2 separate regions of the Homo sapiens genome follow, and region 2 is linked to region 1. Evidence: read pairs that join two places in POLR2A ChIA-PET (ENCODE). Cell type or tissue: Panc1. All regions are shown on one strand. Links, peaks and the distances in the headings refer to the core of each region. The heading gives the core; the rest is flanking DNA.

What was found. ChIA-PET counts read pairs that join two places held together with the same protein. Peaks named below come from ENCODE experiments on the same cell type or tissue, not always from the same donor. Only the 100,000 strongest peaks of a DNase experiment are listed, where the experiment ranks them.
Region 2: POLR2A ChIA-PET joins it to region 1 with 12 read pairs; 5 of 35 experiments call an interaction of 5 or more read pairs at or near these places.

Annotation. Positions count from the first base shown.
Region 1 is chrX:153,935,054-153,940,053 of GRCh38, reverse strand. It overlaps RENBP (renin binding protein), which reads left to right. Exons shown (of 11, transcript NM_002910.6): 10 at 4,478-4,565; 11 at 4,650-4,785. The coding sequence ends at 4,768. Among named protein-coding and RNA genes, the nearest start is that of NAA10, 2.5 kb to the right of the region's middle. RefSeq lists enhancers at 1-609, 3,747-4,251, 4,252-4,757 and a silencer at 4,748-5,000. In Panc1, for the core only: no CTCF peak of the experiment used is centred there; no DNase peak of the experiment used is centred there; H3K4me3 peaks cover 618 bases; H3K27ac peaks cover 370 bases.
Region 2 is chrX:153,997,456-154,007,780 of GRCh38, reverse strand. No RefSeq gene overlaps it. Among named protein-coding and RNA genes, the nearest start is that of IRAK1, 17 kb to the left of the region's middle. RefSeq lists enhancers at 5,364-5,413, 5,366-5,510, 7,056-7,556 and a cis regulatory region at 5,433-5,443. In Panc1, for the core only: no CTCF peak of the experiment used is centred there; no DNase peak of the experiment used is centred there; H3K27ac peaks cover 257 bases.

The DNA.
Region 1 (5,000 bases), core at 1-5,000:
GGGAGTCTGGCCCGGCTGCGCTCTTGCCCCCTCGCTGAGCACAGTCGCTCAGCTGGTCTGAGAGTTTCCGGAGCCCCAGTGCTGTTCGTTCAGTCAACGAAGAAGCCTCTGCCCTCCTAGAGCTCGAATTTTGGTGGTGGGGGCGGGAGGAGCAGAGTGTAAGCAAGCAGACCTAGGTGGTGGTGAGAGTGACAGCTGTGGGAATAATACCACTGGAGAGGGTTGTGGGGGGGCTCTTTCCTATGGGGTGGCAGCAGGGAAGCACTGAGCAGGGGCCGAGTCAATCAGGGGTGTGTCTGAGGGACTGGGAGTCTGGGCAGGGTGGGGCATGTGGCACAGCAGGGGGGCCTGGCAGCCCGGGAGGATAAAGGCAGAGTGGGCAAGGGACGGACTCCAGCTGCCTGGTCTGATTCCATTGTTACCTGGGTCCTGGGGCTTGGAGGGGAGGGTGTTATGGGGGAAGTCTGTAGGGAACAGGGCAGAAGCTGGGACAGCAGAGGAAGCTGTAGCTGTCATCCCAGCCAGTGAGGGCTGGCCCAGGTGGGAGCTGGTGGGGACAGAGGGTTCACAGTCTGGTGGAGCAGCAGTGGGATTCCTGAGTCTCCAGTTCAGACGGAGAGATCTGGACTCACCATGAATGTTTTCAGTATCACAAGAATGTAGATGCTGCCTGGCACAGTGGCTCATGTCTATAATCCTAGCACTTTGGCAGGCTGAGACGGGAGGATCGCTTGAACCGAGGACTTCAAAACCAGTCTGGGCAACATAACGAGACCTGGTCTCTACAAAAAATTTTAAAAAATTAGCTGGGTGTCATGCACACCTGTAGTCCTAGCTACTCAGGAGGCTGAGGCAGGAGGACTGCTTAAGCCCAGTTTGAGGCTGCAATGAGTTATGATCACACCACTGCACTCCAGCCTGGGCTGGGCAACAGAGCGAGACTATGTCTCAAAAAAAAAAGGCCGGGCACGGTGGCTCACGCCTGTAATCCCAGCACTTTGGGAGACTGAGGCAGGTGGATCACCTGAGGTCAGGAGTTCAAGACCAGCCTGGCCAACATGGTGAAACCCCATCTCTACTAAAAATACAAAAATTAGCCAAGCGTGGTGGTGGGTGCCTGTAATCCCAGCTACTTGGGAGGCAGAGGCAGGAGAATCGCTTGAACCCAGGAGGCAGAGGTTGCAGTGAGCCGAGATCGCACCATTGCACTCCAGCCTGGGGGACAAGAGCAAGACTTGGTCTCAAAAAAAAAAAAAACAAAAAAAAAAAAACAGTACAGATGCTGCTGAGATCTATGAGGCAAAAAGGGAAATGGGGGCCCAGCAAAGGAGACAAGAATCAGTGGTGACGCAGGAAGAAAACCAAGCCAGGGGCTCCCTGAAGCCCAAGTGCTAGGAGCAGAGTGATAAGCTGTCTTGACTGCTGCCCAGGAGGCAACTCGAGCTGCTGAACACAGGAAAGGGCATGGCACCCAGTGGAAAGGGCATGGCACCCAGTGGAAAGGGCATGGCACCCAGTGGTGGCAAGGCCTGGGTGGTGAATGAATGAAGATTCATCATGCGTTTCTAAAGCCACGACTCCGACTCCACTGGTGAACCCTGGTACTGCGAGGACTATAGCAGGGGATCTTATTCTGGGGTCTGTGAGCTTCGAAACCGGGGGCGGAGAATCACATCTTTATTTGTACTAACCTCTAACTGAAACTAGCATTTGCTGCCATTATGAGTGGAGGCAATGAACCACATTGGTAATAGAAGTGCCTGGCTTTGTCACCGATAGAAATCCAGATGTGTTTACATTGCATTGCAGTTAGAGAGACATCTGCAAGTATCACATATATTCGTCACTACTTCCAAAGCAGCAGGGTTGTTAGACCTGCAGCTATATCTTAATATTTAATGCATTCATAGAGTGTGTGTTAGGGGCCACCAGTTCTAACTCAAAAATGAAATTGAAGGAATACATTTTAATAAGATATAGATGACATTAAACAATTACAAAAGTTATAATCAACAGGTAAATCGGCTGGGCATGGTGGCTCATGCCTGTAATCTCAGCACTTTGGGAGACTGAGGCGGGTGGATCACCTGAGGTCAGGAGTTCTGGACCAGCCTGGTCAACATGGCGAAACCCCGTCTCTACTAAAAATACAAAAATTGGGCTGGTCGCGGTGGCTCACGCCTGCCATTCCAGCACTTTGAAAGGCCGAGGCAGGTGGATCACTTGAGGTCAGGAGTTCGAGAACAGCCTGGCTGACATGGTGAAACCCCCATCTCTATTAAAAATACAAAAAATTAGCCGGGTGTGGTGGCGGGTGCCTGTAATCCCAACTACTGGGGAGACTGAGGCAGGAGAATCACTTGAACCCGGGAAGCACTCCAGCCTGGGCAACAGGAGCAAAACTCCATTAAAAAAAATAAAAAATAAAAAAAATAAATAAATAAATTAGCCGGGCTTGGTGGCGGGTGCCTGTAATCCCAGCTACTCAGGAGGCTGAAGCAGGAGAATCACTGGAACCTGGGAGGTGAAGGTTGCAGTGAGCTGGGATCACGCCACTGCACTCCATCCAGTCTGGGTGACAAGAGCGAAACTCCGTCTTAAAAAAACAAAAACCAAAAAACTAACCAACAAACAAAAAAACAGGTAAGTCATTATGCATCAACCAACATAACAGAATACAGAAGGCAAAAATCCAGACATTGAAGGAAATTCTTCTTTACCTTCCTGTGTCATGTCAAGCAGTCAAAAAATAAGTAAGGACTTGAACAATGTAACTCAAAAGACAGAATGAATACACACAGAACTAGTTTTTATTTATTTATTTATTTATTTATTTATTTATTTATTTATTTATTTTTGAGACAGGGTCTCTATCGCCCAGGCTGAGTGCAGTGGCACAATCATGGCTCAGTGCAGCCTCAACCTCCTGGGCTCAAGCGATCCTTCCACCTCAGCCACCCAGGTAGCTGGGACTACAGCTGTGTGCCATCACGCCCAGCTAATTCTTTAATTTTTTTTTTGTATAGATGGGGTCTCACTATGTTTCCCAGCCTGGTCTTAAACTCCTGGCCTCAAGTGATCCTCCCGCCTCGGCCTCTCAAAGTGCTGGGATTATAGGCGTGAGCCACTGTGCCCAGCCCAGGACTAGTTTTACTTCCTACAAAGAAGAATACACCAACTCTTATGGGCCACCATTTAAAGAGACATTTTCATAGTGGACTTCAATGTAATTGAGTCCATGATCCTTTTGAGAAGGGGCTGAACTGACAAGCCTCCCTGAGACAGGTGCCCCATGGAATGCTAGTGGAGAGAGAAGGAAAGAGAGTGGAATGGGCACTGGGCAGGGGCAGAGGGAGGAGGAGATGAGTTTGGGACCAATGGTGAGCCAGGACAGGAGTCAGATGAGATTGTGCATCTACTGGAAGACAGGCCTGTGAAGCCGGGAATGGGAGCTCCAAGGGAGTCACTTCTTAAGAGTTTCATGACAGGTCGTCGCCTCCATCAGGGTTCTTTGTTTCTTTTCTTTTCCTTTTTTTTTTTTTTTTTTTGAGACGGAGTCTGGCTCTGTTGCCCAGGCTGGAGTGCAGTGGCGCGATCTTGGCTCACTGCAAGCTCCGCCTCCCGGGTTCACGCCATTCTCCTGCCTCAGCCTCCCGAGTAGCTGGGACTACAGGTGCCCGCCACCACTCCCGGCTAATTTTTTGTATTTTAGTAGAGACGGGATTTCACTGTGTTAGCCAGGATGGTCTCGATCTCCTGACCTTGTGATCCGCCCGCCTCGGCCTCCCAAAGTGCTGGGATTACAGGTGTGAGCCTTTGCACCCGGCCGGGTTCTTTGTTTCTTTGAATCAACGTAACCACGACTACAATCACAATAGAGAACTTTTTTGTTTGTTTGTTTGTTCGTTTGTTTGTTTGTTTGAGATGGAGTCTCGCTCTGTCACCCAGGCTGGAGCGCAATGGCGTGATCTCAGCTCACTGCAACCTCCGCCTCCTGTGTTCAAGCTATTCTCCCGCCTCAGCCTCCCGAGTATACTGCTGGGATTACAAGTGCGTGCCACCACGTCCGGCTAATTTTGTATTTTTAGTAGAGATGAGGTTTCACCATGTTGTCCAGGCTGATCTTGAACTCCTGACCTCAGGTGATCCGCCCGCCTCGGCCTCCGAAAGTGCTGGGATTACAGGCGCAAGCCACAGCTCCCGGCCCGATAGACAACGTTTCTACACCCCAGGGCAGAGTTCTTTCATTCCATCTAGCAGTGTCTCATCCCCTTGCCCAGTCGGTTATATAGTTGTAGCCTGCCTGCTGCGCCCACCCCTGCTTTCATCTTTGTGGAGGACGCAGTGTCGCGGTTAAGATCGCTGGTTCTGGAGCCACGTCACCTGGGGTCAACCCAGGCTCTGACCCCTGGTAGCGATGCAGTGGCATCTGGGCGGGTCCTGCAGGCGCTAGCTGTCACTGTCTCTGTTATTCCAGTTTCGCGATCCCGAGTACGGGGAATGGTTTGGCTACCTGAGCCGAGAGGGCAAGGTGGCCCTCTCCATCAAGGGAGGTCCTTTCAAAGGTGAGTGGGGGAGAGGGCGGGGCCGCAGGGGTTGCGCCTCTCGGCTGCCCCCGGCCCTCACTACCTGCCCGCCTCTACCCGCAGGCTGCTTCCACGTGCCGCGGTGCCTAGCCATGTGCGAGGAGATGCTGGGCGCCCTGCTGAGCCGCCCCGCCCCCGCCCCCTCCCCCGCCCCCACCCCCGCCTGCCGAGGCGCGGAATAAAGGCTGAGTCCGCTCCACCTGCGGCTGTGCGCGCGTCTGTGGGCTCGCGGGAGGGGGGCTGTCGCGCCGAGGGAGGGGCCGGCTCCAGCTCCGGGGCAGCGCCCGCCCCGCCCCCAGGCCCGCCCCGCGCTGACCGGCTCCGCGCATTGGCCCGCCCCGTGCGCTGGCCTGTCCCGCGCATTGGCCAAGCGGCCGGGAGGACGGGCCCGGCGGCCGTGCACTTCCGGCCGGT
Region 2 (10,325 bases), core at 2,410-7,409, 65 kb before region 1:
GCGCCTTCTTAGCTGCCTGCACTCATTCCCGACGGTGATCTTCCTCATTCTCACGGCTCTATCATGTCCATTCCCAAACGGCAGCGCCTCCGTCATGCTCTCTCTCCTGAGGTTTTGGCCTTCTGATTTTTCTCACAGGCACCGTAAACTTAGATGGCCAAGCAGACTTGGGATTCCCTTTCACCATGAGCTTCCCACCTCAGCGTGTGGGACTAGTTCCAGCGCCCACCCAGCTGCCCACACCAGAGCCTCAGGAGTTAGGCTTTTCTGAAAGACTTTGTTAGGGAGGTATAAGTTAAAGGTAGAAAAGTACACAAACCGTACTCGTACAGCCCAATGACTGTTTTATATGTACACGGCCATGTGGCAGCCACCACATAGACCCACATATGAATCTGCTCCAGTTATCTCTTGCTAGGTACCAAGCCACCCCAAGATGTACGGGCTGAAAATAATGGCAATGTTTGTTTTGCTCGCGAGCCTGTGCTCTGTGAGGTCTCAGTTGGCAGAGCTCACCCGCTGCAGTCGGTTAGCCGGGGCAGCCCGATGGCCACGAGCTGGAACCACCCAGCGGCTCCTTCGTGTCCAGCGGAGGACGCTGCCGGGGTGAGGACACCTCCATGTGCCTGTGAGGCTGGGTTCTCCGGGGAGCATCTCAAGCTAGAAAGCCCAGCGGAGGCCACGTCATCTGATGGCCTGGCCTGGGGATCAGGTGCTGCCACTTCCCCGGCAGCCTGCTCACTAGACGCAAGCCTCTGAGGCCAGTGTATGCAAGGGGAGAGGCGCTGTGGGCCGCCTTTTTTGATGAGAGTAGCACCAGAGAACATCCAAACCTGGCTTTAAACACATAGATAGTTTTGCATGTTCTGGAATTTCATGTCAATGAGATTGTGTCGTGATTTAGTTTGGATGTGTGTCCCTGCCCCAATCTCCAGTGCTGGAGGCGGGGCCTGGTGGGAAGTGACTGGGTCATGGGGGCAGATTTCTCATGAATGCTTCCGCGCCATCCCTGGGTGCTGTTCTCATGATAGTTGTTTAACAGTGTGTGCTACCTCCACTGTCCGGCTCTTGCTCCCGCTGTGGCCATCTGATGTGCCTGCTCCCCCTTTGCCTCCCGCCATGATTGGAAGCTTCCTGAGGCTTCCCCAAAAGCAGATGCAGCCATGCTTCCTGTACAGCCTGCAGAACCGTGAGCCCATTGAACCTCCTTTCTATATAAATTGCCCGGTCTTGGCTATTTCTGTACAGCAGTGTGAGAATGGATTAACACACGTGGTACGAACTCGCGTCTGCCTGCTATTGCTCTGCACTGTTGTTCTGTTGCAGCCGTGAGTAGCGCTAAGCGATTGCTTTGCCTTCCCAGGTAGCGTTCCATTGTAAGAATGGGCCGCATTTGACTCTTTCTACTCTTGGGCGTTTGGATTGAGTTTGGGGCTGGCATAAAGCTGTTATGAACATTTCCGAATCTGTCTTGCTGCACATACACACTCATTTCTCTTGGGTGTTGTACACATCTGTATACACATGTTGGAACATCTGATCAGGGAGACCTGATGGGAGCTGGCAGTGCTGCGATGGCCCCACACCAGGACTCACAGTGCACAAATGCCTACTGCGTCCCCTCCGCCTTCCAGATCCCAGTTCCGGCCAGTTTTTGTATTTTTTGTAGAGATGGGGTCTTGCCATGTTGCCCAGGCTGGTCTCGAATTCCTGGGCTCACACGATCCACCCACCTCAGCCTCCCAGGTAGCTGGGACTGCAGGCGTGAGCCCCCACGCCTGGCCTGGTGGGTTCATTCTCGATTGTGTTGATGGTTTGGCAGATATAACTTTCAAACTGTTCACTTTAAATGTGCAGTTTATTTTATGTCAATTATACCTCAATAAAGCTGTTTTTGGCCAGGCACAGTGGCTCACGCCTGTAATCTCAGCACTTTGGGAGGCCGAGGCAGGCAGATCATTAGGTCAGGAGATCGAGACCATCCTGGCTAACATGGTGAAACCCTGTCTCTACTAAAAATACAAAAAATTAGCCAGGCGTGGTGGCGGGCACCTGTAGTCCCAGCTACTTGGGAGGCTGAGGCAGGAGAATGGCGTGAACCCAGGAGATGGAGCTTGCAGTGAGTCAAGATGGCACCAGTGCACTCCAGCCTGGGCGACAGAGTGAGACTCTGTCAAAAAAAAAAAAAAAAAAAAAAAAGCTGTTTTTAAGAAATAAAATGGGCCAGGCGCAGTGGCTCACGCCTGTAATCCCAGCACTTCGGAAGGCCGAGGCGGGTGGATCACGAGGTCAGGAGATCAAGACCATCCTGGCTAACATGGTGAAACCCCATCTCTACTAAAAATACAAAAAGTTAGCCGGGCGTGGTGGCGGGCACCTGTAGTCCCAGCTACTCGGGAGGCTGAGGCAGGAGAATGGCGTGAACCCGGGAGGCGGAGCTTGCAGTGAGCGGCGATCACGCCACTGCACTCCAGCCTGGGCAACAGGGCAAGACTCCATCTCAAAAATAAAATAAAATAAAATAAAATGCAGCCGGGCACGGTGGCTCATTCCTGTAATCCCAGGACTTTGGGAGGCTGAGGTGAGAAGATCACTTGAGGTGAGGAGTTTGAGACCAGCCTGGCCAACATGGTAAAACCCTGTCTCTAGTGAAAATACAAAAATTAGTGGGGTATGATGGTGCACGCCTATAATCCCAGCTACTCAGGAGGCTGAGGCAGGGGAATCACTTGAATCCGGGAGATGGAGGTTGCAGTGAGCTGAGATCACGCCATTGCACTCCAGCCTGGGCAGCAGAGTGAGACTCTGTCAAAAAAGAAAGAAAGAGAGAAAGGAAGGAAGGAAGGAAAGAAAGGAAGAAAGAAAGAATGTCTCTTTGAGGCAGCATATTGATTGATTGGTTTTATTTTCCCTCTACGCCAGCCCGGCAATCTTTGTGTGTTTATCCATTTTCATTTTAATGGATTTGCCAATATGGCTGTATGTGAGATCTTTTATTGTGATAAAATATATACAACATAATATTCATCTGTTTAACTATTTATAAGTGTACAACTCGGGGGCATGGGCTTTGTTTCTTCACCCTCAACATCCTCCTCCTCCTCCTCCACACCATTAGACCCTGACCCCCGCCACCCTCCTGCTCTGGCTGTGTGTGAGGACCAGCTTACCATTTGTTCTCTGTTGTCCCATCTGTCGTTGGTTACTTTCTTTCTCTTTTTTTGCCTTTTCTCAGTGTCACTTTTCATTATTACTCCAGCAGTTACCCTAGGGATTGAGTCTGCGGTGCAGTGGCTCAAGCAACGCCAGAGCCTCCCAGCAGCGAGACTGTGTTTCCGCCGGGCCTCGGGTGCTCTTGTTTTCGTATATTTTAAATCCCAAAGGACACTATTAGTGTTGGTCTAAACAGCCCATTTTTTACCTTTCTAGTGCGTTCCATGCCTTCCTGCAGATCTGTTTTTCCACGTTAGATCTCGCTCTCTCTCTCTCTCTCAAATTACTTTATTTCTTGGCAGAAAATAGGGTCAAGAAAATAACAAGTGGATAACATCATCTCAATAGGAGACATTGAAGAATACGAGTGAACACCCATTCTCAGCTCCGTTCTGATCCGGACTTATTCCTACAAACATGCCACAAACCCTCTCTGGGTCCCAGCACATAGAAGGCAGTGTATTTTGAGTGAAGTTTGAAATAACAGTATGTGTCTCTTTCATGTGTTTATTGAGACAGGATCTCATTATGTTGCCCAGGCTGGAGTGCAATGGCGTGATCATAGCTCACTGCAGCCTTGTTCTCCTGCCCACAGCCCCCGCTTTAGCCTCTCGAGTACCTGGGACCTCAGGTGCATGTCACCATGCCCAGCTAATTATTTTTATTTTTAGTACAGACAGGGTCTCGCTAGGTTGCCAAGGCTGGTCTCAAGCCCCTGAGCTGAAGCGATCCTCCTTCCTCAGCCCCCCCAAAGTACTGGGATTACAGCTGAGCCGCTGTGCCCAGCTATCCTGGGCTTTTTAACAGCTGTGTTAAGACATCTACCTCACACGCCACAAGGTTCAGTTGTTTGAAGTGTGCAACTCCGTGTTTTTAATAGATTTACAGACTTGTGCAACCAGCACTCTATTTGAGCATATTTTCATCATTCCAAAAAGAAACACTGGCCAGGCGTGGTGGCTCACACCTGTCATCCCAGCACTTTGGGAGGCCGAGGTGGGTGGATCACCTGAGGTCAGGAGTTTGAGACCAACCTGGCCAACACGATGAAACCCCATCTCTACTAAAAATACAAAAATTGCCCAGTCATCGTGGTGGGCGCCTGTAGTCCCAGCTACTCAGGAGGCAGAGGCAGGAGAATTGCTGGAACCCAGGAGGCAGAGGTTGCAGTGAGCCGAGATCATGCCACTGCACTCCAGCCTGGGTGACAGAGCGAGACTCCATCTCAAAAAAACAAAATAAAACAAAACAAAACAAAACAAAAACAAAGAAAAAAAAACACCATACCTTTTAATAGTCACTACCCATTTCTTCCCCATTTTCCCTTCCAGCTGAGGCAGTCACTCATCTCCTTTCTGTCTCTATAGATTCACCTACTCTGAACACTCCATATAAATGGGATAATACTCATGGGATCTTTCGTGTCTGGCTTCTTTCACTTAGCATTATGATTTTGGGGTTCATCTGTGTTGTAGCATGTCTCAGCACGTGATTCTTTTTTTTTTTCTGAGACAGGGCCTCATTCTGTCACCCAGGCTGGAGTGCAGTGGTGTGATCTCAGCTCACGGCAACCTCCGCCTCCCCGGTTCAAGCAATTCTCCTGCCTCAGCCTCCCGAGTAGCTGGGATTACAGGTGTCCACCACCATGCCCGACCAATTTTTGTATTTTAGTAGAGATGGGGTTTCACCATGTTGGCCAGGCTGGTCTCGAACTCCTGACCTCAAGTGATCCACCCGCCTTGGCCTCCCAAAGTGATGGGATGACAGGCGAGAGCCCCCGCGCCCATGCTGGGTTTTCTGTGTATTTTGCCCACATGCGTCCCTTGGCTTTTCTCTCAGTTGAGTTTATGATCCACACTCGGTTCCACTCGTGATGTTTGGTTGGGTTTTTTACTAAAGATCTCCCCAAGAGCCATGCCTGTGGCAACCCCCAGCAAGTGCTTGTGAGCGGAAGCTGGTTTCACCCTGTCAGCGGGAGGGGAGAGACAGGGGACAGGCTGGCAGAGGGACCGGAACCTGTGGTTTCTGAGGGACAGGGCAGCACAGAGACGCCACTCACCTAGTGAGAGGCTGGAGGAGCGGGCAGACTTCTCGCTACCGCCTTCACGGCGGAGCAGCTGCCACCCGATCGCAAATGTAACAGAAATGGCCTCACCCATGCTTTTCTGGGAGAGAAGGAAAGTCAGTGAATGAACAACTCCCTCTTGGGTTGGGTTTTCTGCTGAGTCACTGCCTTAATGGCTACCAGAGACAACTGACACCCCCTCGCTAGGCCGGTTTCTAAGGCAACCATTGAGCAAGGTGGCCAGTGCCAACCAGCCTGGAATCAGAAGAGACGCCCATACCCGGCCACCATGTTGCCTTTTTTATTTCTCTCCAGAATTTTTAGAGCCTATTTTTTAAAAAGAAAAACAAAACAAGCTTTTCCTTTTAAAAAATACCCTCTCAAAAAAAAAAAAAAAAAAAAAATCCAAACAGTACAGACACGTACGAAGTAAGAAAATCTCCTTCTCAGTCTCCCAGCCTCCAGTCCCCTGGCTAACACTAGCTGTGGCCACCAGTCCCTGGTTTAAGTCCCCTCTACTCACGCTTCTCTCATGATTCCACGCCTCGCCAGTTTCACTTAACAAGACAAATCGAGAGTGTTCCCTGGACACAGATGTCCCTGACTTTTGTCCTTTTTTAGAGCTGTATGAATGTACTCCATGTCATTTATTTCGCCAGCCTCCCCAAAGGGTCAGTTCGGTTGTTCCAGTTTCTGTGTGTGTGTGTTTTTGCACTTAGGCAAGATCTTTAGGCGAGATCTCTATGAGCAGCAGTCAGGATCTGGCTCTGTCACTCAGGCTGGAGTGCAGTGGTGCGATCATGGCTCACTGCAACCTCGACCTCCCAGGTTCAAGTGATCCTCCCATCTCAGCCTCCCGAGGAGCTGGGACTACAGATGTGTGCCACCACGCCCGGCTAATTTTTTATTTTTCTGTAGAGATGGGGTCTCACTATGTTGCCCAGGCTGGTCTCAAACTCCTGACCTCAGGTGATCCACCTGCCTCGACCTCCCAAAGTGCTGGGATTACAGGCGTGAGCCACCACGCCCGGCTGAAATGACCCTTTTAAATAAATGTTGGGTTAAGGAGGAAATTAAAATTTTAAAATAGTAAATATAACTTTATGGCAATACATTTGAAAAGTCTAGATTAACTGAATGACTTTCTGTGAAAAATAGAAATCTTCAGAGTTGTCTCAAGAAGTAGTAAAACTGCGCCAAGCACAGTGGCTCACGCCTGTAATCCCAGCACTTTGGGAGGCCGAGGCAGGCAGATCACTTGAGGTCAAGAGTTTGAGACCACCCTGGCCAACACGGTGAAACCACGTCTCTACTTACAAAATACAAAATATTAGCTGGGCGTGGTGGCGCGCACCTGTAGTCCCAGCTATCCGGGAAGCTGAACCCGGGAGGTGGAGGTTGCAATGAGCCGAGATCGTGCCACTGCACTCCAGCATGGGTGACAGAGCGAGACTCCGTCTCAAAAAATAAATGAATAAAGAAGTAGTAGGCCAGGCGCCATGGATCACGAGGTCAGGAGTTCAAGACCAGCCTGGCCAAGATGGTGAAACCCCGTCACTACTAAAAATCCAAAAATTAGCCGGGCATGGTGGTGGGCACCTGTAATCCCAGCTACGTGGGAGGGTGAAGCAGAGAATTGCTTGAACCCAAGAGGCGGAGGTTGCAGGGAGCTGAGATGGTGCCACTGCACTCCAGCCTGGGCGACAGAGCAAGACTCCATCTCAAAAAAAAAAAAAAAAAAGCCGGGCGTGGTGGCTCACGCCTTTAATCCCAGCACTTTGAGAGGCCGAGGCAGGGGGACTACCTGAGGTTGGGAGTTCAAGACCAGCCTGACCAACGTGGAGAAACCCCGTCTCTACTAAAAATACAACATTAGCCAGGCGTGGTGGCGCGTGCCCGTAATCCCAGCTACTTGGGAGGCTGAGGCAGGAGAATCACTTGAACCTGGGAGGCAGAGGTTGCGGTGAGCAGAGATCGCGCCATTGCACTCCAGCCTGGGTGACAGAGCAAAACTCTGTCAAAAAAAAAAGAAGTACTAAAACTGAATAGACCATGAGTCACATGTGAAAAGGAATTGCTAGGTGCTAAGCTTCTAAAGGGTCCCTCTAGGTCCCCAGGCTGCTCCATGTGACAGGCACAACCCATCCCCAGTGTAGAACAAATTCTTCTTGCCTTTCATAAGGAGAGGTGTTTGCATAAGATGGAGAGCCGAGTAAGCCCAAGTACAGCAAGAATCGAGTTTTCCCAGCCCCGAGAGGCCCTGGTTGGCTGCAGCCTGATGAGGTGCTAGGTGTGGCCGTCTGGCTTCCCACCCTGTTCTGCGTCTCTGGCTAATTAAACTAAGAACCAAATATGGTCTGTATTTCTACCCATCTGCAGCCACCAGGTGCTAAAAGGGATTCCCAGCTGCCCTGTCTATGGAGCAGCCATTCTTTTATTCCTCTATCTTCCTAATAAACTTGCTTTCACTTTACTGTAAAAAATAAAAACAAAAAACAAAAAGGGATTCCCCACCCCCGCCCCGTTTTCCCAATTTCAGCTGTTGGCTGTAGACTCCCCAAAATCACCACCAGAAAAACCTGTTGTTCAGGCAAAGCTGAGTTTATTGGACTCACTGCAAAGAGGAAGAACACTCCCCCGACAGAGCCGGCCTCAGATCACCAGGGAGGAAAGGAGGAGAGAAAATGCCCGAAGTCCGAGCCGGCGTGGGGAGGGCCGGGTGGGAAGCATGGTCAGCCTTGGACGGCTGGGTGCAGTCTCGGGCCGGGCTCTGCGAGTCTCATCTTTCAGGAGCATGGGTGTGTTGGTCCTGCAAGCGAATTGACTTGTGCTAGTTCTCAGGATTGTGTGGCAGAGCAACAGGTCCCAGAACTGTTTATCACGGGGATAGGAAGGCACCTCGCTCCCGGCATTGTTGAACACAGGGCTAGGAAACAATGCTGGGTTCAGGCTTCCCAACCAAGATCCCCAGCGGACAACAAAAGGAGGACAAAAGCCACTGCCCATTCCCACTCCCCTACGAGCCCACCAAGATCACCTGTTGCTAAAGTCATTGCTGCCTGCAGTAAGGGAGACTGCAACCTTGCCCATGCCTGAGAAGTTTCTGGAAGGGTGAGGTTAAGGTTCATGTTGGAAAATAAGTACCCTTGGGTTTAAGAACCAGAATGATGCCAGAGCGTGGTGCACACCTGCAGTCCAGCATTGTGGGAGGCCAAGGTAGATGGATTGCGTGAGCTCAGGAGTTCAAGACCAACCTGGGCAACACAGGGAGACCTAATCTCTACAAATAGTAATTAAAAAATTAGCTTGTGCACTTCAAAAAAAAAAAATTAAGGGTAGGCCGGGAGTCGTGGCTCATGCCTGTAATCCCAGCACTTTGGGAGGCCGAGGCAGGTGGATCAGCTGAGGTCAGGAGTTTGAGACCAACCTGGCCAACATGAAGAAACCCTGTCTCTACTAAAAATACAAAAATTAGCCAGGCGTGGTGGTGCACGCCTGTAGTCCCAGCTTCTCGGGAGGCTGAGGTGGGAGGATCGCTTAAGCCCAGGAAGTTGAGGCTGCAGTGAGTCTAGATCTCATCAGTGCACTCCAGCCTGGGTGACAGAGTGAGACCCTGTCTTAAAAAAAAAAAAAAAAAAAAAAAAAGAAAGAAAAGAAAAGACAACCAGGCCGGGCGTGTTGGCTCATGCCTGTAATCCCAACACTTTGGAAGGCTGAAGCGGGCAGATCACAAGGTCAAGAGATCAAGACCATCCTGGCCAACATGGTGAAACCCCGTCTCTACTAAAAATACAAAAATTAGCTGGGTGTGGTGGTGCAAGCCTGTAGTCCCAGCTATTTGGGAGGCTGAGGCAGGAGAATCACTTGAACCCGGGAGGCAGAGGTTGCAGTGAGCCGAGTTTGTGCCACTGCACTCCAGCCTGGCAACAGAGCGAGACTCTGTCTAAAAAAAAAGAAAAAGAAAAGAAAAGAAAAAAGAACCAGAATAAGACTAATTACAAGCAACCTGACTGAAACATGATGGACTCGGGCCCCACGTCTTAAGGGGGATTTGGCACAACTCAATGGGGTGGGGGCGGGCACAGTCGCTGGGAAAATAAAACCATTTATTGCATGTACTTCCAAGTACATGCAAGAAATGAGACTTACTACAAAGACTGGTTACAGGAGTGATGTCTGACAGTAAAATCAGACAAGAGCAAAGCAAATGACACCCAGTCTCAGATAGGCCCAGTGAAGACAGCCAGAATCTCCTGACTCAAACCTGCCCAGCAGACCAGAGGACGTTTCAGTGGTGCAATCAAGTGATTTACAAAGAATGAGAACTTTGCTTCATCCTTCCAACACGTATTCCTTGTGCGCCACGTCCGGCTAACTTTTTCAATTGCATTGGCCAATTTAACATTGGGAAACGGGAAGAAACAGTGGTGATCCTGGGAATATTGTCTCATTCTTGACTAATGAAAATGCTGTGGTGTTTCACCATTAAGCACAGTACTGTTTGTGGCTTCATACAATCAGCTCATGAAGCTGTCATCTCTGCAGATTTCACTTTTTTTTTTTTTTTTTGAGATGGAGTTTCACTCTTGCGGCCCAGGCTGGAGTGCAGTGGAACCATCTTGGCTTACGGCAACCTCCGCCTCCCAGGTTCAAGCGATTCTCCTGCCTCAGCCTCCCAGACAGCTGGGATTACAGGGGCCCGCCACCACACCTGGCTCATTTTTTGCGTTTTTAGTAGAGATGGGGTTTCACCATGTTGGCCAGGCTGGTCTCAAACTCTTGACCTCAGGTGATCCACGTGCCGTGGGCTCAAGTGATTCCCCTGCCTCAGCCTCAGGTAGCTGGGATTACGGGTGCCCACTACCACGCCCGGATAATTTTTGCAGTTTTACTACAGACAGGGTTTCACCATGTTGGTCAGGCTGGTCTCGAACTCCTGACCTCAGGTGATCCACCTGCCTCGGCCTCCCAAAGTGCTGGGATTACAGGGGTGAGCCACCACAGCTGGCCTTTTTCTACTTAGGAAGCTGACGTGGGAGGGTTGACT